3 separate regions of the Homo sapiens genome follow, and regions 2 and 3 are each linked to region 1. Evidence: chromatin loops called from intact Hi-C (ENCODE). Cell type or tissue: GM12878. All regions are shown on one strand. Each heading gives the region's core, and the rest is flanking DNA. Links, peaks and the distances in the headings are about the cores only.

Region 1 (9,248 bases), core at 3,677-8,676:
AAATTTATGGTAAGTAGTTTTTTCTAAATAACCTAGATTATTTTTCTAAAGAACTGGATTATTTTTTGTTTGGCTGAACAATGAAATAATGGGCATAAGCAAACTTGAGGCTGAGTTGAATTGCTGTCCATAATAAAAGAGATGGCCTTGTATGGCAAAGGAGGAAGTAGTTAAAATATATTTGAGCTACTTTTAATGTCCCCTTTGTGAGGGATTATACATAGGAAAAAATCCCAGTCGGAGGAGTCAAATCCTTGCATTACAGACTGTCTGCAGTCATTAATTAATGGAGTAATGCTAGTTAAGATTCATCTCTCTGGGCCTCAGTTTCCTTATTTGTAGAATGGGAGCATGCAAGTTTGGAGACTGAAGTGAATCTTGGTATTTGTGGAACAGACCAACAGAATGATCGATGAGCAAAAAATATACACTGGAAATAATTGTTAAAGTTGGTATTGTTTTCCATTTCAAATTTTAGAGTTTTAGTGACGGGATAGGGTAGATTATCTCTGCTAATTTTTGTGTTTGTATGTGCAAAGATGATAAGCATTCACTTAGAGTCTCCAATTCAAGCAATTCTCCATTTTAGAAGGAGACTATAGAGTTGCTTGTATACTTTCTGAGCAAGAAGAAGAAATCTTTTTTATTTCTATCATCATTCTTAAGTGAGAAAAATGTCAGCATTTTTAGGATTGTCATAGCTTCCTGATATGTCATAGAAAAAGAGGGAAGATTACAAAGGAGCAACTTAGCACTTATCTTGCTGTCTCTTCCAAAGTAATGCTTCTCACATTAAAAAGAGGTAGTTTCAGAAGATATAAGTAAAATCTACTTTTAAAAATGTACATACTCCATCTGATAACACTTGTATTTTCTAGACACACCTACAAGAAATATAGTCTCATTTTTTATATTATTTCTTGACCAATCACATTATTACCCAGGTTGACCATTTCTTGATCTAAATGTTTTGGTTGCTGGTAATTCCCAAATCAAATGGATCCATAAAAAGAATAATTTGAGATGATTAAAGATATTAAAAGAATTCAATGCCGACTTTTAAGATGATTTTAAAAGTTTCACAAATTTTTTTTTAAATTATATCATCCTTGAACAGGGACTTTACCTGTTTTGCTCACTGTTAACCTGTTAACCCAACAAATACTTATGAATGAGCAAATGAATGAATGGCAAATCTGATAAGGACAATGCTAATTCAGATTTAGAATGTTTTATATATATAAAATATATTAATACAATGTTTGTAATTACATATTATATACTTTATTTTTACACATATTATTTTGTATAGATATATAAATTATATAGTGTATATATAATTTAACAATGAGCAAAACAGGTGTATAAATTATATATTGCATTGAGCAAAAGAGGTGTATTAATTATATATACACAATATATAATTTATATACCTCTTTTGCTCGCTGTTAAATATGCAATATATTTTATGTAAATTATATACACGGTATATATTTGCATATGCAAATTAATACTGTGTATATAATTTACATAAAATATATTGCATATTTAACAAAGCTTTCCTAGTATGCTTGCTAAAAGCTCACTCACAGTGCCTTTTAGTGCACATTCACACATTACACGCATTATCACACACCCCTTCAGCAATCCTTCATATGCTCCTGGCTTCATCTGCTTCCAATTCCAGATGTCTCTGAGATGACCAGCTTTGTGGGTTCCAAGCAACTTCACACACTCACTACCTGGAAGCCTCTTGGTCCCAGCCCCAGTGCTTCTCTGTTGACATTGAGGTGTGGACCCCTGCAGTACTGTGCTTGACACCTAGGCACATATAAGTGGAATAGTGGAGGAGTTACATGCCTGTCTTAATTTGCTCAAGCTGCTGTAACAAAATACCACAGACTGGGTAGCTTATAAACAACAGAAATTATTTTCTCACAGTTCTGGAGGCTGGGAAGTCCAAAATCAAGGTGCTGATAGGTCTGGTGTCTGGTAAGAACCAGCTTTCTGGTTCATAAATGGTGCCTTCCAGCTATGTCTTCACATGGTGGAAGTGGAAAGACAGGTCTCTGAGGCCTTTTTTATAAGACACAAATCCCCTTATGAGCCCTCATAACCTAATCGCCTCCCAAAGTCTCCACCTGCTGAAAGCATTACATTAGGGATTAGGTTTTAACACATGAATCTGGGGGAAAACACAAACATTCAGACCACAGCAACATTTTGGGGCGAGGTTTGATCTGTGAGTGATGGAAAGTGGTGGATATTTCCCCTTCTTTCCCTCTAGTAAGGTGGATGCTGCTGAGATGTTTATTCCACCTCCTAGAGGATGCTCCAGTGAGGGTGCGCCCTCAGACATACTTAGAGGTGACCAGCCCAGCTCAACGTTGGCTCATACTGGCTCTGCCTCCTTCCCTGCTCCACTCCCCATGCCCCTCACCCTGGCTCCTGGGCATGGATTTCCTAGTATATTATTGGCCCAAGCCTTTGGCTCAGGATCTACTTTCTGGAAAAGCCAGGCTGAGGTAATTCCTAATGTTTGATTTTGGGTACAGGTTCTACATCCAGTTTTTCTTTTTCACTCCCATATGTACACAACTTAACCACCACTCCATTCCTTCTTGAAAGGAAGCAACTGTTCTAGAAATAATGAAATAATCAACCTATGGCAGGGTAATTTTCTGGGATGTTAATTTGTGTGTGTGTGTTTTTCACACCATCAACCCAAATCTGCACACAAAATTTTCTACCAAAAGTAGAAGGTACTTTTCTCTCACTTATTTTCAAAAGTCAAAATGTTTTGAAGAGTTTCTAAGCACTCTTAGGGCAGTTGGAAAAGAAAGGAAGTCTTTGAGAATACTTGGCAGAGGAGAGGGCAAACTTTGCTGAGATACTAAAGAGAGAGGGCAGAGGTCAGGCTAAGAGACAACTGTGGGAGTGACATGAGAGGAGTGTGGGACTCATGCCCTCTTTGTGGCCAACCTCAGAGCAAACTATGATGTGCTTTGGAAGGCTGGTCCCCAGGCAGTGGGGTGCCAGCCTCAGTAAAGACTCCGAGACATCATGTATGTATGGCAACTGAGACCTAATGCTTCAAGGGAATAAACGCTGGTACAGTGCGCAGTCTGGTGGTACCTAGCATGGACCCATATCAGGAAGAATCTTCCTGATGTCTTGGCCTGAGGTAATACCCCAAGAACTTATCCCAATCCTGAGGTCAGTTCCAATATTGGCAGGACTAATTGCTTGCCACACTGTGTGGATTCAAGAAAACAAAGAAATGGACATTCATCACACATCCTGTTTTTGTGGACTGGGATTCACACCTGTAACAAGCCTTTTTTTTTCTGTAGTTCATTAAATTTTTCCGTGGTCTAGCTGCCCCAGATCTATACAAAGGCACCCCCATGGCCTTGCTTAGATTTTTTCTTCTCGCTTTCCCTAAGGAGGAGGGGGCATTTAGGGAGGTGTTATTCAGCTCATCACCACAGCCTCAAAGAACGCTACTTGAGCTGTTGAACTGTTTGTATTCTGATTGTAAGGATTAAAGGTCAGTAAAGGCATGAAAAGAATTAGCCAAAGCTAGTGACAACCTGGTGAGGCAATAGCACTGTTGGACTTAATGTTATGTTACTGCCATTGACTGCTGCAGGTGAGTCTACAGAAGCTATCCTGTTGAAGGTCATTCTGGTCAGAAGAACTGGCATTTGGATGATTTTGTTTATAATGAATTATTTCTCAGAAAATGGCTTTATGCCACTACTTGCTACTATTTTGATGAACAAAAGCCTGGAATGATAAAGGGCAGTATGTATGGTGTAGTGTGTGCACATGTGCATGCATTCTGGCTCGTCATAAACAAAAGCCAGTTATTTCTCAAGGGACATAGGCTATCCTAAGTGCACTGCTGAAAGAGGCTTATATTTCTAAAGATAGTGGGTCACATGATGAAATGATGAAACTGAATTTGCTGGCTTTTCAGGCTCTAGTTGTTTATCACGAAACCTAGGAAAGTGCATTGCTATAGCTTGTGTTAAAATTCCAAATGATAAAGGCAATTGGCAAATGCAACTTGGACACCCACTCCTTCTCCTTGGCAGGGATAACCTTTCTTTGACAAAAATATTATTGCTCTTGAAACCTATGCTAGCATGGGTGGAAAGTCATTGCTGACCATTGACTCTGGAGGGGAGGAACCTGAAGATGCTGATTAACTTTTAACAAGCATCTATATTGCGCCAGGCACTATGTCAGGAATTTTGCATATGCTACGTTACTTCATCTTTATTACAACTCAGAGAGAGAGGGCATATTCATATCTCTTTGGGTAGATGAAGGAACAAAGACTACAAAGTTACCCAGCTGGTAAGTCAGTACTGTATAAGTCAGCTATTTCTACATAACCAGCAGCTACAAAATCACAGTGGCATAAACAATAAACATTTTATTTCTTAGTTCTCTGTGAGGGGTCTGGGGTGGCTTTGCTCCATGTATCTCATTCTGAATCCCAGGCTGGAGGTGTGTGCTACCAAAACTACTTATTCTCATGGGAATGGCAGAAACATAAGCAGGTAAACCCAATCACACAAGCACGTTGCAAGCCTCTGCTTGCCTCATGGCCACTAAAATCTCATTGGACAAAGTAAGTCATGTGGCCAAGGCTGAGGGAGCAGGGAAGTACATGCCTCCTATCACTGGGCCATGACAAAGGAATGGGTATATGATATTTCTATGGGAAAGAGAAGACTTGGAACCAGTAATTCAATTACCATAGTGAATGCCAGAGATTGTATTCTAACATAGGTGTGTCTCAAATTCTCAAGCCCAAGTTCTTTTGGCCATGCCAAATATGGTGAGGAGGCATTTCAGTCCAATGCAACTTCTCATGGTACAGCAGGAGAATGACGTGTGAGGCTGTGGGAGGGATTGAAAGACTGTGTGTGCAGTGCCCCAGGGCTCAGTCTTAAAACCTCTCTCCTCCCCTCTCCTCCCCTCCCCTCCCCTCTCCTCCCCTCCCCTCCCCTACCCTCTCTCCTCCTCTCACTTTCCTGGTGATTTCATCTAGTCCCATGGCTTTTAAAAGCCATCTGTGTGTGGATGGCTCTGATTGTTTATATCTCCAGCCTGGACTGCTTCCCTGCACTTCACATATCCTCAACATCTCCACTCAGCTGTCCAATAGGCATCCCCAACTTAAGACGGCCAACCCTGAACTCCTAATCATCTTCCCCAAAATCTGCTTCCCTCACCAAGATGCTTTATCTCATCTCAATAAATGACAACTGTGTCCTTTCATTTGCTCAGACTGAAATCCTTGACTCCAGTCTTCTTCTCATAACCTGTATCTGGCCCACCAGCAATTGCCGTCAGCCCTATCTTAATAATATTTCCAGAATCTACACACTTCACATCATCTTCACCACTATTACTTTGGCCCAAGTTCCCATTATTTGCTGTCTGGAATATATTAATAGCCTCTTAACTAGACTTACTGCATCTGTTTTTTCCTGTTTTCAATAGCAACAGCAAATACCTATTTTAATAGCAAATACCTATTTTCAGTAGCAATCAGAGTAGTCTTTGAAAATGTAAGTCAGATCTTGTTATTCTTCTATTTAAATTTTCCCTGGCCTCACAGCTCACTGACAGGATAGGACAAAGTTTTTATTATGGCCTAGAGGTTGCTACCCACTTCTCTCTGGCCTCGTCTCCCATTGGGCTCTCCCTCCTTCTCTCCTTTCCAGGCACATTGGCCTCCGGGCTATCTTCTAACACACAGGTTTGCTCCCACCCAAAGCCTTGATGAAAGTTCCTCTCAATGCTTATAAAGCTCTTCCCTCAAATATCTAAGTGACTTTGCTTAAATGTTCCTTGTTAGTGAGGCCTTCCCTATTTACTATCACAACATCCATCCTTCCTGAAATCCTGGCACTCCCTATTCCCTGTCTCTTCTTTACTGTTTTCTTAGCACTTATCACCCTCAATTGCATATTTTTTCTTCACAACTTGTCTGTCTTCTAGAATGAAAGCTCAGTGAAGGCAGGACCTTTTGCCCGTTTGATGTACTGCTGAATCCCTCATACTTAGAATAATGCCCAACACATAATAGGTGCCCTGCAAATACTCACTAAATGGATCCTTGATTGTGATGGTGGCAGAACTGATTATCACTCCACTAGTGGTTGAGCACTGGCGGTTGTTAATTAAATGGATTTCAAAGCAGGGAGATACTTCTAGAGTTTAGCAAATTGAGGCATGCATGCTGTTTGCTGTTGGTTAAAGGGAAATGCCGTAGACACTGCAGTACGTTGTTCAAATTCCCCTTCAGGATCAAGACACTCATTTCTCTAGCCACCAGCAGGGTTGGATGCTAACTGCTGACAGCTGAGTCCTTTTCAAGGAATTTCCCTTGTTCAAGGGAGCTAAATTACCCAAGTTGACACCTTCTCCCTCAGGGCACCAGCATTTGATAATCAGCTGATCAGGGGTATAAGCACCTGGCCTTTGTGCCACACTAGAGACAAGTCTGAAGGGTCACCTCAGCTTCAGAGCTCCTTATGGAGTCCACAGTGCAATTCTGCTTCTCTCTCTGTACTGTCCTACCTCAGTTACTGCCCAATAAACCTAATTCAAAACTCCATCTCAGAGTACGGTTTCAGGAAACCCAACTCAAGACAGGCAGTGATTTCCTTATGTTTTCGGTTAGTCATTCAGGCAATGTTCATTAAATATTTACTATATGCCTGGCATTGAGAAAGGATCTAGGGATGCAATGGTGAATATGGTAGACCTTGGCCTGTGTCTGCTTATTGTCTGGTAGTTGAAAAACTTGGGAAAATGCAATTATAGGGCTATATGATAAGGATATGAAGGGGGTAGTCTTGGGATGCAGATATTACCCATTACTGCAAATGGTAAAGTCAGATTGAAGCAGAAAATGTACAGGCATGAGGAGGAGTATGATATGTGGCTAGAGAGATAGCTAGGAGTCTACTCAAAAATGAACTTGTGAGTCATAATCGGAGGACAAGGGGAAATCTCAAAAGTGATGAGACATTTCAAATAAGACATAATCAGATTGCTTTTTTAGAAATTATCTTGGTGATAGTCACTGTACAGCCTAGATTAGTAAGATCTACTGATAACAAAATTCTTATGGGTTCTAGGTTACGCCCCCACAAAGCCATCTGTCAGATTGTTCTTTCATTCGACAAACACTCCACTTTCTCTTTGAGCGCATTCTTTTTCTTTCATTCTGGGACTTAGGTCCTTGTTGATCTGATTGTATTTTCCTTCAAGCTAATATTATGGAGAAATCTGTCTGGAGCATGTGACTAGAGAGGGAGCTGGGGGTTGTGTCTTAGTGAGAGAGGTGGAAGTAAGCAGTAATTACACTGTATGATTTGTATCAGTTCATCTCCCAGATTTTCTGGGATCTTAATCCACATTTTATGGATCAGTCACTTAATACTGTTACTCTATTGTAGTAATTTGGGTGTGTGCTCTATTGCCCTTATTCAATTCTAGGTTATTTGAGGGCAAGACTCGTGTCCTATATGTCTCTTACTTCACTATGCACTGTGGGAAATCAAGTCTTGAATTTTGGTTGGTAGAATGAATGAGTGTATCCCGCTGGTGGCAACGGGAGGGGGACACTTGGAAAGTATTAACAGGAATAGCAAAGAAGCAACAAACAATGGCCAACAGCACTCTTAACACTGGTTTTCTGTTTACAATTCATCCAGAAAGTCTGTGATAGGATATCAAATGGTACATATTAATTATAGCTTTCTTACTTCTGCTTTCTATCATGGGTGGGGATTTTTTAGATAGTTGAAGAGAAAGAGAGAAGTAATTTTTGGGAAATGGCAAGCAACAGCAGTAATGAGTGGAACTTTGGGGAGAAAAATAGCTGACGAGGATCATTAGGATTTTTTTGTATCATAAAATGTAATATGCTTCTTTGGTGCCTCAGAGATTTCAGTAAATATTTAAATTACTTGTCAATGCTTATATGAATGCCAGTTTTTATTTTTTGTAGGATACTCATGCTGAGATGGCATTAAGAAGCCTCAGTTTTAGTTACATGTAATACTAGAAAACAGATTTCTATGAGGCTGTTTAGAAAGTCCTCTTTAGTTGCAGTGGACTGAGATCACGCTACTGCACTCCAGCCTGGTGACAAGAGAGAAATTCTGTCTCAAAAAAAAAAAAAAAAAAAAAAGAAGGCCTGGTGTGGTGGCTTATGCCTGTAATCCCAGCAGTTTGGGAAGCCGAGGCAGGCGGATCACCTGAGGTCGGGAGTTCAAGACCAGCCTGACCAACCTGGAGAAACCCCATGTCTACCAAAAAAATACAAAATTAGCCAGGCATGGTGGTGCATGCCTGTAATCCCAACTACTTGGGAGGCTGAGGCAGGAGAATCGCTTGAACCCAGGAGGTAGAGGTTGCAGTGAGCCGAGATCGCACTATTGCACTCCAGCCTGGACAACAAGAATGAAACTCCATCTCAAAAAAAAAAAAAAAAGTCCTTATTAACGCAAAGAATGTCCACAGACTTGTCTTGGGGAATTGTCTGCCATATGCACAAACTTCCTGAGTCTTGTAGATAACATCAGTGACAACAGAGGGCACCAAAATTGGTCATTTGAATCCTCTGGGAGACGTGTCTGGTCTGATCACCAAAACATCCAGTGAGCCAGAACATTTCTCTCTCCCATAGGGACCCTTTGACCTCCTTCTCCTTCTCCCATCCTTTTGTAGATTCAGCCCCACTCCAGGTTCTAGGAGAAACTACAATCTTGGGCTTCTGCCCAATATGCTGGACTATTGAGTCATTTGGGCCACTTATTTGCCTCAGACCTTCTATCTTAATTCTTAAGATAAAATTTCTGCCTCGTCCCTAGATTCTCCCTATGCCCCAAGCTACACTTGGGAACTCTGCCTTGTTCTCTGTGCCTGAGATCCCACCTTGGCGACCTGTCAGGGCTCTCTCCTTGTTTTTTTGCCTGGCTTTTATTCACCTCTGGAGTTTTGTCTTGACCCTAGATTAATGCCTTGGTCCCTCAGTTCCCACCTGGCCAATATCCCTAATGCAGGTCCCTGATTCTGAAGAGAGCCTGCTCCAGGATTGTCCACCACTGAAGTGGAGTGTACAAGGGCTTTGGAGGAAGGCAGTCTTGCATTCAAATCTAGGAATGACCGTTCACTACTTCTGTGACCTTGGGCAAGATTCTTAGCCTCTCACA
Region 2 (11,015 bases), core at 2,372-7,371, 50 kb before region 1:
CCTGAAGGAAGCACTAAACATGGAAAGGAACAACTGGTACCAGCCACTGCAAAAATATGCCAAATTGTAAAGACCATCAAGGCTAGGAAGAAACTGCATCAACTAATGAGCAAAATAACTAGCTAACATCATAATGACAGGATCAAATTCACACATAACAATATTAACCTTAAATGCAAATGGGCTAAATGCTCCAATTAAAAGACACAGACTGGCAAATTGGATAAAGAGTCAAGACCCATCAGTGTGCTGTATTCAGGAAACCCATCTCATGGGGAGAGACACACAAAGGCTCAAAATAAAGGGATGGAGGAAGATCTACCAAGCAAATGGAAAACAAAAAAAGGCAGGGGTTGCAATCCTAGTCTCTGATAAAACAGACGTTAAACCAACAAAGATCAAAAGAGACAAAGAAGGCCATTACATAATGGTAAAGGGATCAATTCAACAAGAAGAGCTAACTATCCTAAATATATATGCACCCAATACAGGAGCACCCAGATTCATAAAGCAAGTCCTGAGTGACCTACAAAGAGACTTAGACTCCCACACAATAATAATGGGAGATTTTAACACCCCACTGTCAACATTAGACAGATGAACGAGATAGAAAGTTAACAAGGATATCCAGGAATTGAACTCAGCTCTGCACCAAGCAGACCTAATAGACATCGACAGAACTCTCCACCCCAAATCAACAGAATATACATTCTTCCCAGCACCACACCACACTTATTCCAAAATTGACCACATAGTTGTAAGTAAAGCACTCCTCAGCAAATATAAAAGAACAGAAATTATAACAAACTGTCTCTCAGACCACAGTGCTCAGGATTAAGAAACTCACTCAAAACCACTCAACTACATGGAAACTGTACAACCTGCTTCTGAATGACTACTGGGTACATAACAAAATGAAGGCAGAAATAAAGATGTTCTTTGAAACCAACGAGAACAAAGACACAACATACCAGAATCTCTGGGACACATTTAAAGCAGTGTGTGGGGGGAAATTTATAGCACTAAATGCCCACAAGAGAAAGCAGGAAAGATCTAAAATTGACACCCTAACATCACAATTAAAACAACTAGAGAAGCAAGAGCAAGCACATTCAAAAGCTAGCAGAAGGCAAGAAATAACTAAGATCAGAGCAGAACTGAAGGAGATAGAAACACAAAAAAGCCTTCAAAAAATCAATGAATCCAGGAGCTGGTTTTTTGAAAAGATCAACAAAATTGATAGACAACTAGCAAGACTAATAAAGAAGAAAAGAGAGAAGAATCAAATAGACACAATAAAAAATGATAAAGGGGATATCACCACTGATACCACAGAAATACAAACTACCATCAGAAAATACTATAACCACCACTATGCAAATAAACTAGGAAATCTAGAAGAAATGGATAAATTCCTTGACACATACACCCTCCCATGACTAAACCAGGAAGAAGTTGAATCTCTGAATAGACCAATAAGAGACTCTGAAATTGAGGCAATAATTAATAGCCTACCAAACAAAAAAAGTCCAGGACCAGACGGATTCACAGCCGAATTCTACCAGAGATACAAGGAGGAGCTGGTACCATTCCTTCTGAAACGATTCCAATCAATAGAAAAAGAGGGAATCCTCCCTAACTCATTTTATGAGGCCAGCATCATCCTGATACCAAAGCCTGGCAGAGACACAACAAAAAAAGAGAATTTTAGACCAATATGCCAGATGAACATCGATGTAAAAATCCTCGATAAAATACTGGCAAACTGAATCCAGCAGCACATCAAAAAGCTTATCCACCATGATCAAGTGCGCTTCATCCCTGGGATGCAAGGCTGGTTCAACATACAAAAATCAATAAATGTAATCCAGCATATAAACAGAAGCAAAGACAAAAACCACATGATTATCTCAATAGATGCAGAAAAGGCCTTTGACAAAATTCAACAGCCCTTCATGCTAAAAACTCTCAAAAAATTAGGTATTGATGGGACGTATCTCAAAATAATAAGAGCTATTTATGACAAACCCACAGCCAATATCATACTGAATGGGCAAAAACTGGAAGCATTCCCTTAGAAAACTGGCACAAGACAGGGATGCCCTCTCTCACCACTCCTATTCAACATAGTGTTGGAAGTTCTGGCCAGGGCAATCAGGCAGGAGATGGAAGTAAAGGGTATTCAATTAGGAAAGGAGGGAGTCAAATTGTCCCTGTTTGCAGATAACATGATTGTATATCTAGAAAACCCCATTGTCTCAGCCCAAAATCTCTTTAAGCTGATAAGCAACTTCAGCAAACTCTCAGGATACAAAATCAATGAGCAAAAATCATTCTTATACACCAATAACAAACAGAGAGCCAAATCATGAGTGAACGCTCATTCACAATTGCTTCAAAGAGAATAAAATACCTAGGAATCCAACTTACAAGGGATGTGAAGGAGCACTCTCTTCAAGGAGAACTAGAAACCACTGCTCAACGAAATAAAAGAGGATACAAACAAATGGAAGAACATTCCATGTTCATGGGTAAGAAGAATCAATATTGTGAAAATGGCCATACTGCCCAAGGTAATTTATAGATTCAATGCCATCCCCATCAAGCTACCAATGACTTCCTTCACGGAATGGGAAAAAACTGCTTTAAAGTTCATATGGAATCAAAAAAGAGCCCGCATTGCCAAGACAATCCTAAGCCAAAAGAACAAAGCTGGAGGCATCACGCTACCTGACTTCAAACTATACTACAAGGCTACAGCAACCAAAACAGCATGGTACTGCTACCAAAACAGAGATATAGAACAGAACCCTCAGAAATAATACCACACATCTACAACCATCTGATCTTTGACAAACCTGACAAAAACAAGAAATGGGGAAAGGATTCTCTATTTAATAAATGGTGCTGGGAAAACTGGCTAGCCATATGGAGAAAGCTGAAACTGCATCCCTTCCTTACACCTTATACAAAAATTAATTCAAGGTGGATTAAAGACTTAAATGTTAGACCTAAAGCCATAAAAACCCTAGAAGAAAACCTAGGCAATACCATTCAGGACGTAGGCATGGGCAAGGACTTCATGTCTAAAACACCAAAAGCAATGGCAACAAAAGCCAAAATTGACAAATGGGATCTAATTAAACTAAAGAGCTTCTGCACAGCAAAAAAACTACCATCAGAGTGAACAGGCAACCTACAGAATGGGAGAAAACTTTTGCAATCTACTCATCTGACAAAGGGCTAATATCCAGAATCTACAATGAACTCAAACACATTTACAAGAAAAAAACAAACAACCCCTTCAAAAAGTGGGCGAAGGATATGAACAGACACTTCTCAAAAGAAGACATTTATGCAGCCAAAAGACAGATGAAAAAATGCTCATCTTCACTGGCCATCAGAGAAATGCAAATCAAAACCACAATGAGATACCATCTCACACCAGTTAGAATGGCAATCATTAAAAAGTCAGGAAACAACAGGTGCTAGAGAGGATGTGGAGAAATAGGAACACTTTTACACTGCTGGTGGGACTGTAAACTAGTGCAACCATTGTGGAAGTCAGTGTGGCGACTCCTCAGGCATCTAGAACTAGAAATACCATTTGACCCAGCCATCCCACTACTGGGTATATACCCAAAGGACTATAAATCATGCTGCTATAAAGACACATGCACACGTATGTTTATTGTGGCACTATTCACATAGCAAAGACTTGGAACCAACCCAAATGTCCACCAATGATAGACTGGATTAAGAAAATGTGGCACATATACAGGATGGAATACTATGCAGCCATAAAAAAGGATGAGTTCATGTCCTTTGTAGGGACATGGATGAAGCTGGAAACCATTATTCTCAGCAAACTATCACAAGGACAAAAAAACCAGACACTGCATGTTCTCACTCATAGGTGGGAATTGAACAATGAGAACACTTGGACACAGGAAGGGGAACATCACACACCGGGGCCTGTTGTGGGGTGGGGGGAGGGGGGAGGGATAGCATTAGGAGATATACCTAATATAAATGACAAGTTAATGGGTGCAGCACACCAACATGGCACATGTATACATATGTAACAAACCTGCACGTTATACACATGTACCCTAGAACTTAAAGTATAATAAAATATATATATATAAAAATAAATAAAAATAAAATTGTAAGTTCAGTGAGGGTAATTAATTACCATGTGTCATGCTGTTACCATACCGTTTATAGTTCTTGTTTTGGATCTGGAACACAGGAGGCACTCCAAATATACATATTCAATTGTATTAAATTGAAATATAATATATATGATGAATTAGTCATCAAGCATTAATGTTATTCTGTCAGACTGCTAGTTATCTATCCAATATCCATTCTCCTTCTTTTCATGAGAGATAGAACCTCCATAATTTGTGGGTACGACAATGTGTTCTAACCCCATATCAAGAACTATGAAAGATGCTGTAAAAGGGATATGGTAATTAATTACCCAATAAGACTACATTTCCAGTAAAGGATTCTTCTTGTTCATGGAGCACGGAACAATAGAAGAGGGTGGTCTTAGGTCACGTCATGCAGACAATAAGCAGTGAAGGAAGTTGGAGAAGGGAAGAACTTCTGTAACTGTGATGTTAATGTATTTCTTGCAGCTAGCGGTGATCACGTGATGTGGTTTGGCTGTGTCCCCACCCAGATCTCATCTTGAATTGTAGCTCCCATAATCCCCACATGCAACTGGAGGCACCCAGTGGAAGGTAATTGAATCATGCGGGTGGGTTTTCCCGTGCTGTTCTCATGACAGTGAATAAGTCTCATGAGATCTGATGGTTTTATAAAGGGCAGTTCCCCTGCACACGCTCTCTTGCCTGCCGCTGTGTAACACGTGGCTTTGTTTCTCTTGCACCTTCTGCCATGGTTGTGTGGCCTTCCCAGCCATGTGGAACTGTGAGTCCATTAAGCCTCTTTTTCTTTATAAATTACCCAGTCTCAGATATGTCTTTATAGCACCATGAGAACAAACTAATATATCACGTAGCTAGATTCTGGCCATTGGGAGATAAGCAGAACCGCTGTATGAAATTTCCAGGGAAGCCTTCTAAATGGAGCTGACTCAACTGAAAACTGTGTGAGTTTCCCTTTCCCTTTTCCTTTTTGTGGTTTCCAGGATCCCAGACAAGATGCCGGAGCAGCAGCAGCCAGCTTGAGGATAGAGGCTCTGTGCTAAGAATGGTAAATCAGGGAGATGGAAGGTGTCTTGATTCTGGATCTCTTTGTAGTGCTGCCCTACCAGCCCTGGACTGCTCATTTCTGGATTTCTACATGAGAAAATAGAACTTTCACTGGGGCCTGTTGGGGGAGGGTGGGGTGTGAGCATCAAGACAAATAGCTGAAGCATTCTGGGCTTAACACCTAGGTGATGGGTTGATAAGTGCAGCAAAACACCGTAGCACACGTTTACCAATGTCACAAACTAGCACATCCTGCACATGCACCCCAGAACTTAAAATAAAATAAAATAACTTTGTGTGTTTTCTTTCAGGTTTTAAAAAAAATTTATGTAGCAGAATATAATCCTAGCTGAAACATACAAATTAACACTTGCAAAAGAACAGAGGAAAAGTACCATCTAAAATAAATGCAAATATTCTTTCAGGTTTTTTTTAAAGGCATCTTTACTGATATGCAAGGCGTGTGTGTACTACTATCATCAGATGTATGTGGTATTACTAATATAAAATATATTCTGTTTTTATTCATTTTCTTTTTCATCATGACAAATCCTTCAGTGATGTGGGCTTTAGTTTGTCTTCCCATGCAAGGACGATTTTCCTGTAAATTAGAGCAAAAAGAAAAAAGCCTTGTAAATCATCTCTCTCGCTTAACTTGCCCATTGTCCTCCTCTGCAGGAAACCTACAGGTTGCAGAAGAAAATGGCTGGTGGAAATGCAGCAGGAAGAATAACATGGTTCTGAAACCAGGTAAGAATCAGTGAAATTAGTGTAACAGCAGATCTTACCAGCTTTTTTTTTTTTTTCTACTTCACAAACTTAAAATTGGGGAAACTGTTGAGAGGAGTCTTTGTTTTAAATGAGTGCAAGACAAGGACATATCTTTCTAAGGATCACATTAAATGAGGTGGAAAGAGAAGGAGACTCGGATGATAAATCAAAAATCCCACCCCTTCTGTCTACCTCTCCCACCGCCCTCCATTACAACACATCAAGCCAACATGAGGGATTATTTTCCATTCCTAGGGTGTGGTACATTTAGAGAAAAGCCCCCCTTTAGGGCTTTGATAATTTTAGAAAGACGTTCAGAATATGGACATCAAAGTAATGTCTTGTGTTTCTCATGTTCTGCATTTTTCCCTCAAGAAGGGCCAGAATTAATGAACCAAATCCATGTTTTTGTGATAACACAAATTCCAAAGTGCAAACCAGTAGAATTTAGAAAGCAAAAAATCCCATTTTATAATAAGACAACATGATACAGACCACAGGTGGACTGTATCATGAATAGCAACAATGGAGAGGGCAGCAGTGTGTTAGCAGGAGGAAGAAATGATGACAGCAATACCTGGGAGGTCCATGTCGGGATTCCTTACTCAGGAGGCTGGCAAGGAGGTTCTGGACATTGTCTGGAAGCTTCTCTGGGCTGGGGGCTAGGAGTCTTGGTTTCTCTCCATGGGGGCCTCATCACAGGCTGCTTGGACTTCCTCTGAGCACCCAGATTGGGTCTAAGGGTCAGTGTCTAGAGAGAGCTGGCAGAAGTGCGTGGCATTCTAATGCTCTAGCCTGGGAAGTCACACGGCCCCTGGCACCCGGCTGTACAGGTCCCCTAGAGGTCTAGGGTGAGAGACAGCAGTGGCAGCATTTTCAGAGATGTCTCTGGGACTAGGGGTGGGGAGCTGGAAGGGATAGAGAGAGGGAGACTTCTAGAGACCCAAGAGATGAGGCCATTTCTACTGCACTTTGTATTAATATTTAAAGCAGTCCTGAAGGTTTGCCCTGAGTCAACAGGAGAGAGTACTGGTCCCATCCTTCTGTGGAAATAATGTTGAGGTCACGCTGTAAGAAGGGTATGTGGGATGGGACATGCTGTTGTTGCTATCTTGGGAAAATATAGACTGCTCCAGTGGGAAAAACAAATAAATTTCTATGAGGGAGAAGCATTTTTTCAGTCAGCTACTTAGCCTGGAAGCTTATTGACCACGTGTTAGCTCTTAAAACACCTGTGGAGGCCCCAGAGGGTGAGTTTTCACCCCCACCACATATGAGCATCCTGGGCTGTCCAGAAGTCACTGCGTTCATGAAAGTTTCAGAAATTAAGAGTCAAGCACTAATTTTCAGGCACCACTCCTTTCAATAAACACTCCGTAGCTCATTTTGCATTTACGAAGAATTAGGTTGTTTGGGGGAGACTGCTGTCTCCTATACCCTGTCCACTGAGAGGCAGGCATCCCAAATTCAGGTTTCCATGGCAATGGGCTTCCACGTCAGTGCCTCCCTGTCAGGGCTAATCTCCGGCCTGGTGGGGAGTAGGTGATGTGTGCTAGGATCAGGCCTCTGGACAGCCATTGTCACTCCTCCTGCCACAGTGACATACATTCTTACCGTAGTAAATAACAGTAACCTAAGTTTTCCTAGCCTGTGAGAATAAATGAGGTCACATTAACAGCAATAAATCACATTTCGATTGTCAATACCTTCACCCAGCGTACAGATAACACGAATGTTATCTCACCTATGTCTAACAATCAGTTGCCTTTTTATTTTTCACTCCAGGCTGTCCTGGTTGACGTTTCCTGCCCATAAGGCCATCGAAAGGTGGGCATCTCCTCACGTGGCTGCTGCTAGTGACGGACCTAGTATGGCCCTGGGAGTTAAAGCGGTGCTGTGGCCTCTGCAGTCCTCAGCACTCCTTCTGGCACTACAGGCATGCTGTGTTTACAGCAGAGATGGAGAGGTTTTCTGCCCTATCTCCACCCTGCCCAGCCCCTAGCTCTGGGCTTTAGTTTGTTATCTGGGTACCAGAGAGCATAGCTTGAGCCCCTGCGTCTCACAGAGTCCCTTATGACAACAGCCTCCTCAGACTCTGCAAACAACCTCTCTCTCCACAGGGCTCAGATGAGAATCCAGGGAAACCAACTTCTTAAAAATAGATGCCAGTAGGCTGCCTACCCTGCCAAGTCATTGGACATTTCCAGACATGCCTGATTCCCAGCAGAGAACACAAATTAGGCTCTCGAATCCCTGCTACATTACTAAACGTGCATAGCACGCCCTAATGCTTTCCCCTGAATCAACTCTGTTCGGTAGGTAGGACAGATGATAGTATTATAGTTTCCATCTTTCATACAGAGAAATTAATTCTTAGTGAGAAAAAGCTAGAAGCCTGAAGTGAGATAATAATTAAGATTCTGATTGATCACATGAATGGAGGGCTTTGAATAGCAAATCTGGCACTCTCCTGGGGTACTTCACGGTAACAGGTCACCAAGCTTGGCCCAGATGCTCTAGACAGAGGCATTTTCCTCTCTGTGCTCATGGCATGTTGGTTTGTTGCAGAGTTTGCTGTATTTTGTGACACCACTTTAAACGTCAGTCTTCTCCACTAAACATCTCTCATGCCAGCAAAGTGCCTGGCATGGAGAAGGGACCTGATAAACATTTATCGGTGGTATGAATATGAATTTTTAAAAAAAATCTCTTAATGTTTCTCTAATGAAGGTGGAATCCTCCCACCCCAGAGAACATTTGGAAGTGGAGGAGCATTTTTCGTTGTCACAATACCAAGGAGTGATGCTCCAAGCCTTTTATAACCGGGGCCAGGGATACGGGATATCTTGCAATCTGTCAGACAGTCCTGCACAAAGAAGTGCTCTGTCCAAAATGCCAATCGCTCCTCCTTTGAGAATAACTACAAGGAAGTCCAAATGTTAGGAAAGTCCCAAGCACTCCTAAGCCTTCGAGTCTAGCCTAGGAATAACTTAGCTATCTGTGACCTTGCTATTTGAGTTTTGAGACAAAATAGGGGTTATGCTATATACCCACCTCATGCTATGGTTTAATGAGAACATATGTAAGAGGCCTAACAGAGTGGTTGCATGTGGCAGGAAGACAAGTGATTTGAGCTCCTTTTCCCCTTACTTCAGGTAATAGGAACAATCATTTGTCTATGTATCAGTTTGGCCTATGGTTTAATTCAACTGAAAGATATTTTGAAAGCAGGCCTAGTGTTCTACGATCTGCCCTTGGAAATATAAAAAGTAGTATGGTAGTATATTTCCCAATTGTTATGAGGATTCGAGTTTCTAAAGATCAGTGCCTGGCACTGAGTAGTCTCTTTATAAATAGTTGACTTGATGATAGGTGGCAGAAATCGAAGAAAAGCAGTGCTCTTGCTTAAATATTAAGGTAGCATAAAATCAAATCATATTCTCCCTCTTTAGCAAAATTGAGTGAGATTTCTTTAGTAAGTTCTGCTTATCCACTATTTCCTGCAAATTAAACAGACTTCCCACAGAAGACAACAATTCTTGACTTCACTCTGTTCCCACCATTGCAGAGTAATGCATGCTTGGGGCAAAAACACATATGACTCACCTGTTTTATAGTGTCTCTTCGTACCCTTTCAATTCCCACTGGTGAACGAATTTACTTTCTACCTGCTTCTTATTAGAGAAAATATGTCATAGAAACATTACAAAATGTTGATAAGAATAGAAAACCATAATCCTAACCCTATTGCAACTGTTTAAAAAATTGCCTTCCAATGCTTTTCTATAAGAATGTCTTTTTGCTGGGCGCGGAGGCTCACGCCTATAATCCCAGCACTTTGGGAGGCCGAGGCGGGTGGATCACGAGGTCAGGAGTTCAAGACCAGTCTGGCCAAGATGGTGAAACCCCGTCTCTACTAAAAATACAAAAATTAGCCGGGCATGGTGGTGGGCGCCTGTAATCCCAGCTACTCGGGAGGCTGAGGCAGGAGAATTGCTTGAACCCAGGAGACAGAGGTTGCAGTGAGCCGAGATCGTGCCATTGTACTCCAGCCTCTGTGACACAGCGAGACTCTGTCGCAAAAAAAAAAAAAAAGTCTATTTATGGAGTAGCTATCATAATGCACATACTATTTTGATTTCTACTATATCCAATTTGTATTATATATTTTCCACGTTTCCACGTAATTGTAATGTTTAATGACTGCAAAATATTCCATTGCTTTAATATGCCATCCCATCTTGTTGGATATTGAGATTGTTCTTACTAGGTAGGGCAGCAATAAATATTTTTTTTACAAACAATTTTTAGCACTGCTTCAATATTTCATAGAATAAATCTCTAGTACTTTAAATACAGAGTCAAAGCAGAATGAATATTATGACTCTTGTTCTGTATTTTCTTACACATTTCCAAAAAGGCGATACCAATTTCCAATGCCAATAGAAGTATATAAGAATCCAGTTGCACTGCAGCCTTGAAGCATATAATTATTTTTTAAAAATTAGCAGGTTTAAAATAATACCAGTGAACCTTACTTTATATTTATTTGATTATTATCAAGCATAATTATTTTCCATATGCTTTATTTTCTCTTCATATTTCCTTCCGTGAATGTTTACATAATCCAACTTCTCCCTAACCAGAATCGAATATAGTAGAAGAAAAAGAATACTGGGTTAGTTTTGGGGCTTCTAGCAGCATGGTCTTCTAACTTAATCTCTTTTTGCCCAACACACCTCATCTGTGTCTGAAGGAAGTTGGCTAATCGCTGATTCTTTCTAGCTCTAAACTTAAATTATTCTAAATACCCTACATGAAACAGGCCAAACTTAACCATATACAGTATTACAAAGTATCATATCTGTAATTGGCATAGGTAAATATCTAGAGTTTAAAACTTGGGCAGGTGGAATTCTTAATAGATTTCAGGGAATCTCATAATTTCTGAGAAGTATGTGAAGGTTAATAGAGAAACTCTTAATTCATTTATTCAACAGGTATTTAGAGAGGACCTAT
Region 3 (11,015 bases), core at 3,279-8,278, 170 kb before region 1:
GTTATGGTTGAACTCACTTGAAGAAAGAGTGATAAAAAACTTCAGTTTCTCTATTATCTGTATATTCCATCACTTAATTGCAAAAATTAATGATTTGCAAATGCCTAATCATTAGTGTCAAACCAATCTGTTACTGAAGTTCTAATATAGTTTCACTTCAGTTGAGTCAGACAAATTTGACTGCTTAGTGATCAAATTACTACAAAAACGGTCTAGTCAGAAACCTCTCGGACAGTCCTCTCTCCCTGGTATGGAGAGGGAGGCAGGATAGGGTAGTAAGATGTAGTAGTACCTGCACACAGAGGCTTTTAAAACATGGTGTTTACTCTCTGGAATCCAAAAAATGAAAAAAATGCAAACTGTAATACCAGCCAGGAAGACAGTGTCACTTAGAATTTTCCAGGAACATAATTATGGTCTGAGACTAATGACCTTATCTTCATCTATGCAGGCATTACGTCCTAGATAGAATCTGCAGGTCTCCTATAATTATAACATCACACACACACACGCTTTTCTAAAATCCACAGTGTGCTCTGAGGTCCAATTCCAAAAATAAATGGTCAATAAAAACAAATACTCAGGCCAATGATATAAACCTATCTCTTCTGTGCTTATATGCCCATTAAAAAATAACAGTGCAAATGTAATAATCCATGAATAGCCTTTGACCATAACAAGGCTATCACAAAAAAGGCAACATTTCAAAATCAACTTAAAAATCACTTATTACACTGTTAGAGAATAATTTCTGCCATTAAAAAAGAAAGATAAGCACCAGAGGCTTCAAAACACAGACCTTCTTAGATTTGAAGACACGACTTAATGTGTTATTCATTCCAAAAAACGTGGTCATTCATCTCAAAGAGGCCATATTTTTAAAAGAACTGCATTTGCCATCCTTCCAGATCTGGTTATCAAACTCATGCAAAATACAGTACCTGCTTTTATGAGAGAAGCTGTAATGTGTACCGCGCAATGCCACCCCAGGACACAGAAATACTATACGCATCAGTCATCCCCCTAGATTTTTGGCATGCATTCTCCAGGAAAGAGAAAAAGTTTTTACTTCATCTCCCTAAGGTTCAAAGAAATTTACTAAAATTTTTGATAAGCAGTTTTCATTTTTTCCTTCTACTACCACCATATTTAATGGTCTCATTGCAGACGGACGTGGGTTGAGTAGTTTCCTGGGCTCCTGCAGGGAGTTCCTTACCATCAGTCGCCGCATTCTCTCCTTTTCAATCCGCTCTGTCTCCTTCTTCTGCTCTCTTTCAGTGTTGGCATGCCAAGTTGCCACTGCTTTGGAGAGCTTCTGGATCTTTCCGGCCACAGACCGATGATATTCCTTAAAATCTTTTGCATGTTGCAAAATACTGTTCAGGTATTCCTAGAAGATCCAAAAAGGGAAGAAAAGGATACTTAAAATCCAATGACCAGTGTCCTCTGAGCTATCAGTGTTGTCCAAGAAAACTCTCAGTGTGTGTTTAACAGCATAGGAAGACTAGAATCTGTTTGGGGATAGGTGCCCTGGTGTCTCTGCAGTTAAGGTGTGGGCCATGGGGCTGGTGGGAAAGATAGCCTCTTCGGGTTCCTTTTGTTGTAAGCTTTAGCAAGAGAAGCCTCCTTAGCCTTGAGGGTGTGGCCACATGAGAATGGAAAGATCGAAGACTGAAAGAGACCTACAAAATGGCAATGATAAAATGTAAAGCAAACCACTCATTCACTCCAAAATAAACCTGAGGAACATGAGTATTTCCAGCAAAAAGTATGTCACAAAAGTAATGTTTTTCTGCTCTAACTACCCTAGAGTATGACACAAAATAAGTTTATACAAAGTTAAAATTGCCATGCAGAATTTGTATCCACTTTTTAAATATATACTCTATTTACACTAAAATCCAACATTTTTTCAAAAGGAAACTAAGCTAAGCACTAAATTAAGCACAGGAAAACAAATACAATTTACAGGACTATGACAGGAAATCAAATCCTACATCAAAATATTTCCAAACCCCCAGAAAGGAATGTTTTTAATATTTGCCTCTGTGAAACATTCAACTAGGCCCTTCAGAGAAGCCAGGACACTATTATATTTGTTATGAAAATAACTTTTTGCTTTCTACTTTCCTTTTCCAAGTTCCTGCTCCCAGAATTTTGCTCTAGGAAATCCACCTATGCCCACCCATTCAAAAACTTCCCATGGGATTATGAACATGACACCTGTTATGGACTGAATGTTTGTGTCCTCCCAAAATTTATATATTGAAATGCTAACTCCCAATGTAATGGTATTAGGAGGTGGGGTCTTCGGGAGGTGATAAGGTCATGAGGGTAGAGCCCTTACGAATGGGATTAGTGCCCTTATAAAGGAAGCCCGGAGAGCTTTCTTGGCCTGCTTCCACCACGTAAGAAAACAAGGAGAAGTTAACAGTTTGCAACCCAGAAGAAGACCCTCACCAGAGCCCAGCCATGCTAGTACCCTGATCTCAGGCTTCCAGCCTCCAGAACGGTGAAAAATAAACTTCTGTTGCTCATCAACCACCCAGTTTGTGCTATTTTTTTATAGCAGCCCAGACAAACTAAGACAATACTAAACCTCATTGTGCTGCTAAGCAATTGTATGACCTTGGGCAGTCATTTATACGTCCTGGCTTAAGCGTCTTTGTCTATAAAATGATGTGGTTGGATTATGTACATGTCAAGGAACCGTTCTGTTCTGTGATGTCCCCACCACCCACAAGGGTCCATTTTTCAGTCATTCTGACCCCATTTGATGAATTCATTGGACAGCTCTGCCAAAGTGAGGGTGAGCAAAGCCCAGGGTCTAAGAACCTGGTGTTTCTGACGGCGTTTCCTCTCCTGCTCAATCTTCTGCTGCTTCTCCAGCTTCTCGGTCATGCGAGCTTCTCTCAGAGTCTGGCGCTTGCTCCGTTTGTATGCTTTGGAGTTGAGAGCCGTCTCCAGGGTCGTGTCCCTGCGCATGCAGGCCACCACCTCCTGTCTCAGCTGTCAAGAAGAGAGCAGTTAGACAGCCTTCCCTAACAGAAGCTAGGTTCCTGAACTCTGGCCTTCTCGCGGTTGCATTTAATGGAATAGAGTGGGGCGGGGAATCTCCACAAGCTTCTCAATCACCTTTGGTTTGTATTAAATGAAGGAACTAAAATCATGCCAAATGTATGCAATATTTTCAAGAACGGTACAAGATTTTTCTCCCCAAATAATTCAAATCAAAAGCAATTATAGTACTGTAACAGTAAAAGAAAGAAAAGATGTTGTCTTGCCTTTTAAATAACTTCATTTTCTCTAATTATTCTAATGATACCAATTAGCTAAATAAGCTTTTTAAATTTTCCGCTTTGTTTTAAGTGTCATGTTAACATTCTCTTTGTGTTTAAAGATTAATTTTAATGATGCTCCAAAAAAAGAATAAAAGAATTACTTTCACGTGTGGTAGCAGCAGGTACTCAAACAACGTTAATTCATAGTCTCATACAAAGGATGGGAAATATGAGTTTTGGCTTCTTCCCACTCCAATAATGATCTTCTTTCCAAGAGATCTACATTTTATATTATATCATGAACTTATTTCAGATCACAAATGTAATACTTTTATCTGTATTGCATGTTATGTGGTGGTAGGGGGTAGGGACTGGAGAATACACATTAAATAATCATTCCACTGCATCTGAAATATCATTAGTTACAGTTAATTTAATTAGGAAGCTTCATAAATAACAGATTTTTAAAATAATATCAAACAAAAATCAGAAATCAATAAGAGTCCGTCATGGCAACGCTAATTTGAACATAAACATATTCCGGAAAATATACTTGGTTAATATTCATTTAGTAAGATTTTATCCAGCACTTTATTAATTCATCTTATGAGGTCACCAATAAGAAAGAAGTAAACAGAACTCAGAGAATTTTCCCTTTTCTTTTTAAAATTTAAGCTGAAATCTACTCTCACAAACCAAGAGCCAAGTAGCACCTACCCACCACTAATGTCCATCTGTGAGATTATAGCCGGTAAGGCAAATATACACCCAAATTCCTACCACAATAGCAACTGGAGTGGCCTGTGATTTTAGTCACATCCTCCAACAAACCAAGTCAATACTTCCAAACTACTTTGACTCATTAATTATTCATTTCGCATGTTCCAGACTTTAACAAAACAAACCCATCTGACTAACAATGAAACGTTCCTTATCCCCTTTGGGTTAGTGAGGCAATCTGCGGACTAGCAAACTTGAACCTTTTCAGTCCACAAGGCAAAACTCGCCAAAGTGAAAATTAGCTCTAACTCATTCCACTTGTCTCTTACTAATTTAGAAATCAGAAAATAGGTCATTATACTGGCTTTTAATAACTGCTGTAAACTACAAGAGCAGATAATTTACTGATTAGTCAATACATGAGCCTGATGTGATCAAACACTCCAAACTTAGACATCGGTGAATAAATAAGCTATAAGACATTGCTTTATGTATTTCTATAAATGATGAACCACTAATTCAGTAGCGTGGCTACCATATTTGTTAAAATTATTTTCACAGTCGTGGCAAGCACTTTACATCTGTGCTTACAAAGAAGCTCCAATCCACTACCTTCTGGTTTTTCCTTGGAGTCATAAAAGCAAACATGAGCTACCCCACTTGTTCCCAAGGTTTTTCATCCATGGTAACAAAACGCCATAACTCTGACTTTGTAACCCATAGTACAGGAGGAAAAACTCTTTCCCATATACAGAAGAGAAAACCAGAATAATAAGCAGTTCATCTTCATCATTTTTAGTTGTAAGCTGTTGGTCTAAAAGATTCACTATTTTACTATATTTATATCTTTATATCTTTGTAACAATATTGAATAGACTAAAGGCAACACAGATAACACTTTAGGAACAATTACATTTATTTCCTACATCTCAGATTCACTGGGGAAAATGTATTACCTGACGCTGGAAATTGAGTAACCGAAGTGCTTTTAGTTCCACGGTTGCTTTGGTTCTTAAATCTGGTGGCAAAGAGCCAGGCAGATTTTCCAGTTCTTGTATCCTATGAGCTATGCGGGCCTGAAGTCTAAAGGAAACAATAAAATGGGGAAAAGGGGGCAGGGGAAAAACACATTACAATTTAATCTTAAATGATAAACAATGACATTAGGTTTAAGTCCGGGGCAAAACATATTCCAGATACTGATAGTTGATCTCTAACACCCAACTAGAATTTTTGATGTTAAGCAGAGAAAAGCTACCTTTGCATTAATGCAGACAGGTATATGTTACTTAACAATGTGGCTTCCTCCATAACCTCTATCTAACACTAGGGAAAGAAGGTTCACCCTGCATCTAGTGGGGAAGTCAAATGTCCTTGCTCACTCTTAGCAGAGAGAGAATATAAGAGACAGAACCAATTGACAAGCTTTCTAACTCCCAGCCAGACAGAATGCAGAGCTGAGAGCACAGACTTTTTTCTTCCGAACTTCTAGTTCTGTCCTAAGGCAACCAGACCATTTGTCTTCTTTGCCAAGATGCTGATGACGACAGCCATTAAAGCGCAGTGAGCAAGAACAGTTTTAGGTGCTGATGCCACAGAAATCAGCCAACCCTAAACATTCAGAAAGCGCTCTGCCAGCCACAACCACTTCCTCTGTGAGCAGAGCTTGCTTGAGAAAAGAAAATACAAATGAGGCTGTTTTAAAAAAATCAGGGCCAGCAGTAAATAGTACTCAAAAACCAAGAGTTTCTAGAAAAGGATGTTGAGGATTCTCGTTTTACACACCATCAAAAATATAACTGCATGTACTTCTTCATAATAAAGGCAGAGTAGAAAATAAAAGACCTCTGACTTTAGCCATTCACTTGGGATACTATTACTGTTAGATATATAAACTGCTGGTTTTAGAGTTCACCTGAATCCTATTCTGACAAAATAATTATATGCCATTTAAGACTATTTTTAGAACTACATCCCCTAAATCTGAGGCAAACTGTACTGAACTAGATTTCAACAAAGAAAGAATAATAATAAGTAATAAGTTAAAGTAGGCTAATATTAACAGCACTAAGTGCCTTTAATGTACAATGTTATTTAATTGTCTCTCTCTTACACACACAGACACGCCTCTGTAAGGTAAAAGTTATAATGGTCCCATTTTGCTGATGAGGAAAACTGAAGACACCTGGAGATACCACAGAGCTAGTAAAGAAGGGGGCCAAGATTGGAACCTCAATTTGCCTGATACCAAAACCACTGCAATAAAATGATAGATAATTAAGATACACTTTCCGAGAACCTTCCTGGACCTCAACTATAAAAGCTGAAAATTAAGAATTCTGTTAAAAATTATGCACAGCCATAAAAAAGAACCAAATCATGTCCTTTGCAGCAACATGGATGCAGCTGGAGGCCATTATCCTAAGCAAATTAATGCCGGAACAGAAAACCAAATACCGCATGTTCTCACTTTTAAGTGGCAGCTAAACACTGGGTATTCATGGACATAAAGATGGCAACAATACACACTGGGGACTACTAGACGGGGGAGGGAGGGAGCGCAGGAAGGGATGAAAAACTTTTAGGTACTATGCTCATTAGCTGAATGATGGGATCAACTGCACCCCAAACCTCAGCATCATGCAACATACCCATGTTAAGAAACCTATTCATGAATCCCCTCAATCTAAAATAAAAGTCGAAATTGTCTTAAAAAATGAATATTACAGTTTTTTCCAAACATGATGATGTTGCCAGAGTACAGAGCTGGGAGGACAGACTTTTTTCTTTCTAACTTCTGGTTCTGTCCTAAGGCAACCAGACCATTTGTCTTCCTTGCCAAGATGCTGATGACGACAGCCATCATTTTCATTAACGTGAAAAAGTGAAACCTCCTGGACCTAAATGCTGTAGAAGATCTAATACTTCATATAGCCCAAATATCAAAATGAGTGATTTTTTAAAAAACCTACAGTTGCTTAGTTTGGAAGGGAAATAAAATGTCATCATTTTTAAAAATTTAAAAATGGTGGTAAGGAAAACTATTTTTCAGGGACTTCACTAAAAATAGTATCTAAGACTGATTCTTGTTTTATTTGCTATACGCACGTTATTCGTTCTAATTTATTAAATGATTTGTCATCATAATGTGTTAATATTATCACTGCTACCGTGCTGTCGTTATTGTTTTTTCTTTGTTTGTTTGAGATGGAGTCTCGCTCTGTCGGCCAGGCTGGAGTGCAGTGGCACTATCTCTGCTCACTGCAACCTCCGCCTCCCAGGTTCAAGCGATTCTCCTGCCTCTCAGCCTCCCATGTAGCTGGGGCTATAGGCACGTGCCACCACGCCCAGCTAATTTTTGTATTTTTAGTAGAGACGGGGTTTTGCCATGTTGGCCAGGCTGGTCTCAAACTCCTGACCTCAGGTGATCCGCAGGCATCGGCCTCCCGAAGTGCTGGGATTACAGGCATGAGCCACCATGCCTGGCCCGTGCTATTAACTATGCATACCAACACAAACAATAGCATTTTTAAGTGGTTTAATCATTCAAAAGACTGAAAGTTTTGTATTTCATGCAACAATAATAAACTCATCATTTTACTCTTTTGGCAAAATTGTTCAAATTCTCCCAACTTTCTTCCACATTCCTTGTACTAGTGATACTCGTGAGATTATTACCGTGGTTTTTAATTTTCACTATATGAAACAGACATCTACTTCATTTACTCATTTTCTACAACATCTATGTAGCCCCAAATCTCTGGATACAGCAACAGATGATGCATCTTAACAATTAAGATGTAAAGAAAAAAATCCACTATTGATTTTTTTTGAAATATATAATTTAAAGGGAAAAAATAAAACTGAGACAACTTTACTTTCACAGGTTAAGGCCATACCAAAGGAAAATTAAGTATTATAGTGGCGTGAGCCCATGGCCAATGATTTGGTTATTCCGCATCCTTGGTTCTAGATTCCTTGCAGATCTTTCTTATTTGAATATCCTAGAACTCAAACTATCCCTTGGTATTCTGATTTACTCTCTTTGACAAAGTGGGTCAGATGCCAAATTAGAGGAATTCCTACTTAATCTTCCAAACAACCATGGAACTAGGACTAAATAAGTAATCGTCAGATAACTGGGGTGATAGGGTAGAGATTACATCACATTGAACTGGGAGGTGGGAAGCAGGGAAGTGGAGCGGAAATGAGGAGATGGGGGGTGGGAACCCCGGGGAGATGGGGCACTGTGTGACTTAGGCACTGGAGAGAGAGAGTGGGAGCGAGGGGGGTGCACCTCTCCCTGAAATGACTCCTTCTCCAAGGAGCCCAGTTATTTGTCAGTGAATCTGATTCCCTGGCACAAAAGAATCCCTTTTCTGGAAGGGAGGCAAGAAGTACAAAGCGCAAACTCTAGGAGAAGAGGAAAGGTAGACTCCATAGTAAAATTATATGCATTTGATTCAGCACATGGTGGGGAAGAAGCAAAGGTACAGGAGGGGCTTCTTTAACACAGAAGATTATATCTTTGTTGATGTTGTTGTTGTTAATAGAAATCTTCATTTTAAATAATGTTCCTCTCCAGACAATTTCATCTCCCCATCAGTGAGATTCAGCAGGTAGTCCGATAAAGAGATTCAGGATTCTAAACTTCCCCAAACAACAACAAGATGTAATACTGCATAACTGCAGGGGACTCATTTAGCGTCCTCACGAGTACAGAAAATTGATGCAGAATTAGGTCACACAGGTTTTTCATACAGATTGAACAGTAAATCACGAGGGGTTACTGTTCTGGCAAGAAAAAGAGTTGCATTAAATGCAACAGATACTTGTTCAGGTCCAGAGGAGAAGTTTATGATTCCTGTAGGAGAGTTATCTGAACAGAAAATGACACTGGTACATTTTGTTCCTTCAAGGAGCTGAGTGACACTTTAAAAAGAGAGCGTGTGTGACTTTTTGTAACTCTGCTGGTAAAGCAGCTACTGGTAATTTTTGAGAAGGAATTTTCAGGATTGCAATGGCGACAAGGGCAGGTCAAAAAAAAAAAAAAATCACAGGTAAGCAGCCTATGCCTGCTTCCTGACACAAAGAGGATATACCGCTCTTTTCATACTAAAGTCTGACTTTATTCCGAAGAGGGCTGATATAATTCAGACATGTTCTTCCCAAATAAACCCCTTCAAGTGTGAAATACATCTTCCAGGCAAACATGTGTGGAATTAGTTTACATGCCAATGTGATGATTCCTGAGGTACTTTTGATCAGACATCTAACTCTAAATAGAAGAAAGCGAAGTTAGGCACAATGAGAAGGCATCAAAAGTGTGCCAAAAAGAAAAAAAAGAAAAAAAAAAAGCAGTACAGGGAAACATCTCTCTGACACTTACTATGGAAGTAATAAAGTTCCATTATAAGAGAAAGATGGTCAAAAAGAAAGGATCCAATTTAAGTGGGAAAAATGTTTGAACTAGAGAGCTTGTACAGAGCTGCAGCAAAGTGCTCATAGGCAGACATTTATTTATGCTATGAATGAAAAAGAAGGTCAATTTGTCAACGTTCTGATTTTATGATGAACAAGGAAAAGCAGCCAACTGACTTAAACGTTAAAAAAATTTAAGATGCTGAAAACTTCCTGTCAAATTTCATAGACAAGGTAAATGATATTACAAGACCCAAAGAAATTAACATCTGTTCAAGAATTTCTGACAGATGATTTTTGCTGAAACTAAGTTTATCAAATTGTAAAAGAGGTTTTTTAGACCCCTCTCTAATCTTTGATCGGATGATAAAGATGAACTGGATCCTAACAGTTATCAATGCTAAAGGCTGGTAAGCCATTCTGTCACAAAGGGTCAAAAGAAGAAAAAAAATGGTTCATTTGTTGTCTTTTGCAAGTGCCTAAGGGACTTCATTTAACCCTTTTAAGGGATAAATTTAATCTCTGCAGTTGAACAACTTACCTTCAAATAGGCAGAAGAGAGCTATTGCTCTGTAACCAAAGAATACAAAACATGCCCCATAATGCTGTCACCACCAAACTGTGCTTCTTCTCCAGGTGGCCATGAGAAAATTCAGACCAAAGGACCCATGACCTTTCTGGATTCAGGGTTGTCCAGATCAGTCGTTTCAAAAGCCACATGGCTTTACAAAAGAGTAGGCATTTATAAAGCAATAATAATACTATGAAAAATTGCCATTCTCCACATTTTGTAATGCATGTAATTTAAAAGATACTGACAGCATTTTTTATTGACATAGGAGGGCAGAACAAAAGCTTTTTACACATTGGAATAGGCCAAATAGTACTACTTAATACTGTGCACTTTGGAAGACCATCCACTAAGGTAATCTCCAAAAAAGTTCCTAAAATAAACTTATTACAAGAAAGTCCTGCAATGAAAATTCCAGAAAAAATGATTAAGAACATTTAGGAGTTAGCAAAATAAAAAGTTAAAACACACTTGTGCACACACACATACCAGGCTGAATAAGGGAAAGAAGTCTAGACATATGTAAAAATTTCTAGCTATAGAAAGCATCTCTCTTCTAAGGGTAGTTCACATAGTTTAACAAAGGTACTGGTAATTCAAATGGAAAAAAAAAATGTTTTAACTAGGGAGCTTGTACAGAGCTTTTTCCTTTCCTAGGGTAGGAAAAAAAATATCAGCTCTTAGGAAGTCAGAATTTTAGAGCATCCACATTGTATTTCTCTATTCTATTACTGACTTTTTCCAATACTTTTAGCTTTTTAAAAACTCAACAGTAACATACAGAATGTACTGCACATTAGTCTATTGCACATGAATAGAGGAATATGCTAGTATTTGACTTTATAACACACAGCAATTATTCACCCAGCAGAATCTGCCTATCAGCACTGAAATATCAATTGACAATGAGTATCTAGCTCTCTGGGAATACATGAAATGGTGGAAATAGCAATATAAAATCTCTTAACAGATGATTATTAATAGTGATGAGAATAAAGTTATATTCTTCATCCAAAAAAATA

The links. A loop is a pair of places that touch in the nucleus more often than their neighbours do. Peaks named below come from ENCODE experiments on the same cell type or tissue, not always from the same donor. Only the 100,000 strongest peaks of a DNase experiment are listed, where the experiment ranks them.
Region 2: it touches region 1 in a loop (4-fold over the local background); 2 of 110 quality-filtered maps call a loop at or near these places.
Region 3: a loop joins it to region 1, with 7 times the contacts of the local background. A loop is called at or near these places in 2 of 110 quality-filtered maps.

The regions. Positions count from the first base shown.
Region 1 is chr9:1,877,528-1,886,775 of GRCh38, reverse strand. All of the region lies in intron 2 of LOC105375951 (a long non-coding RNA gene), which reads right to left. Among named protein-coding and RNA genes, the nearest start is that of SMARCA2, 130 kb to the left of the region's middle. RefSeq lists an enhancer at 7,069-7,118. In GM12878, for the core only: a CTCF peak has its summit at 6,365; DNase peaks (open chromatin) are centred at 6,355, 6,647, 7,035 and 7,735; H3K4me3 peaks cover 1,199 bases; H3K27ac peaks cover 4,072 bases.
Region 2 is chr9:1,924,220-1,935,234 of GRCh38, reverse strand. The region is part of intron 2 of LOC105375951 (a long non-coding RNA gene); the gene reads right to left. LOC105375952 (a long non-coding RNA gene) reads left to right here and starts at 4,856. Exons shown (of 3, transcript XR_929422.3): 1 at 4,856-5,122; 2 at 5,904-5,975; 3 at 7,782-10,300. RefSeq lists an enhancer at 5,309-6,508. In GM12878, for the core only: a CTCF peak has its summit at 4,760; DNase peaks (open chromatin) are centred at 4,754 and 5,334; H3K4me3 peaks cover 1,759 bases; H3K27ac peaks cover 3,127 bases.
Region 3 is chr9:2,048,666-2,059,680 of GRCh38, reverse strand. SMARCA2 (SWI/SNF related BAF chromatin remodeling complex subunit ATPase 2) reads right to left here. Exons shown (of 34, transcript NM_003070.5): 6 at 4,958-5,084; 7 at 2,836-3,009; 8 at 1,217-1,390. Among named protein-coding and RNA genes, the nearest start is that of SMARCA2, 39 kb to the right of the region's middle. In GM12878, for the core only: no CTCF peak of the experiment used is centred there; DNase peaks (open chromatin) are centred at 4,190 and 5,590; H3K4me3 peaks cover 516 bases; H3K27ac peaks cover 3,121 bases.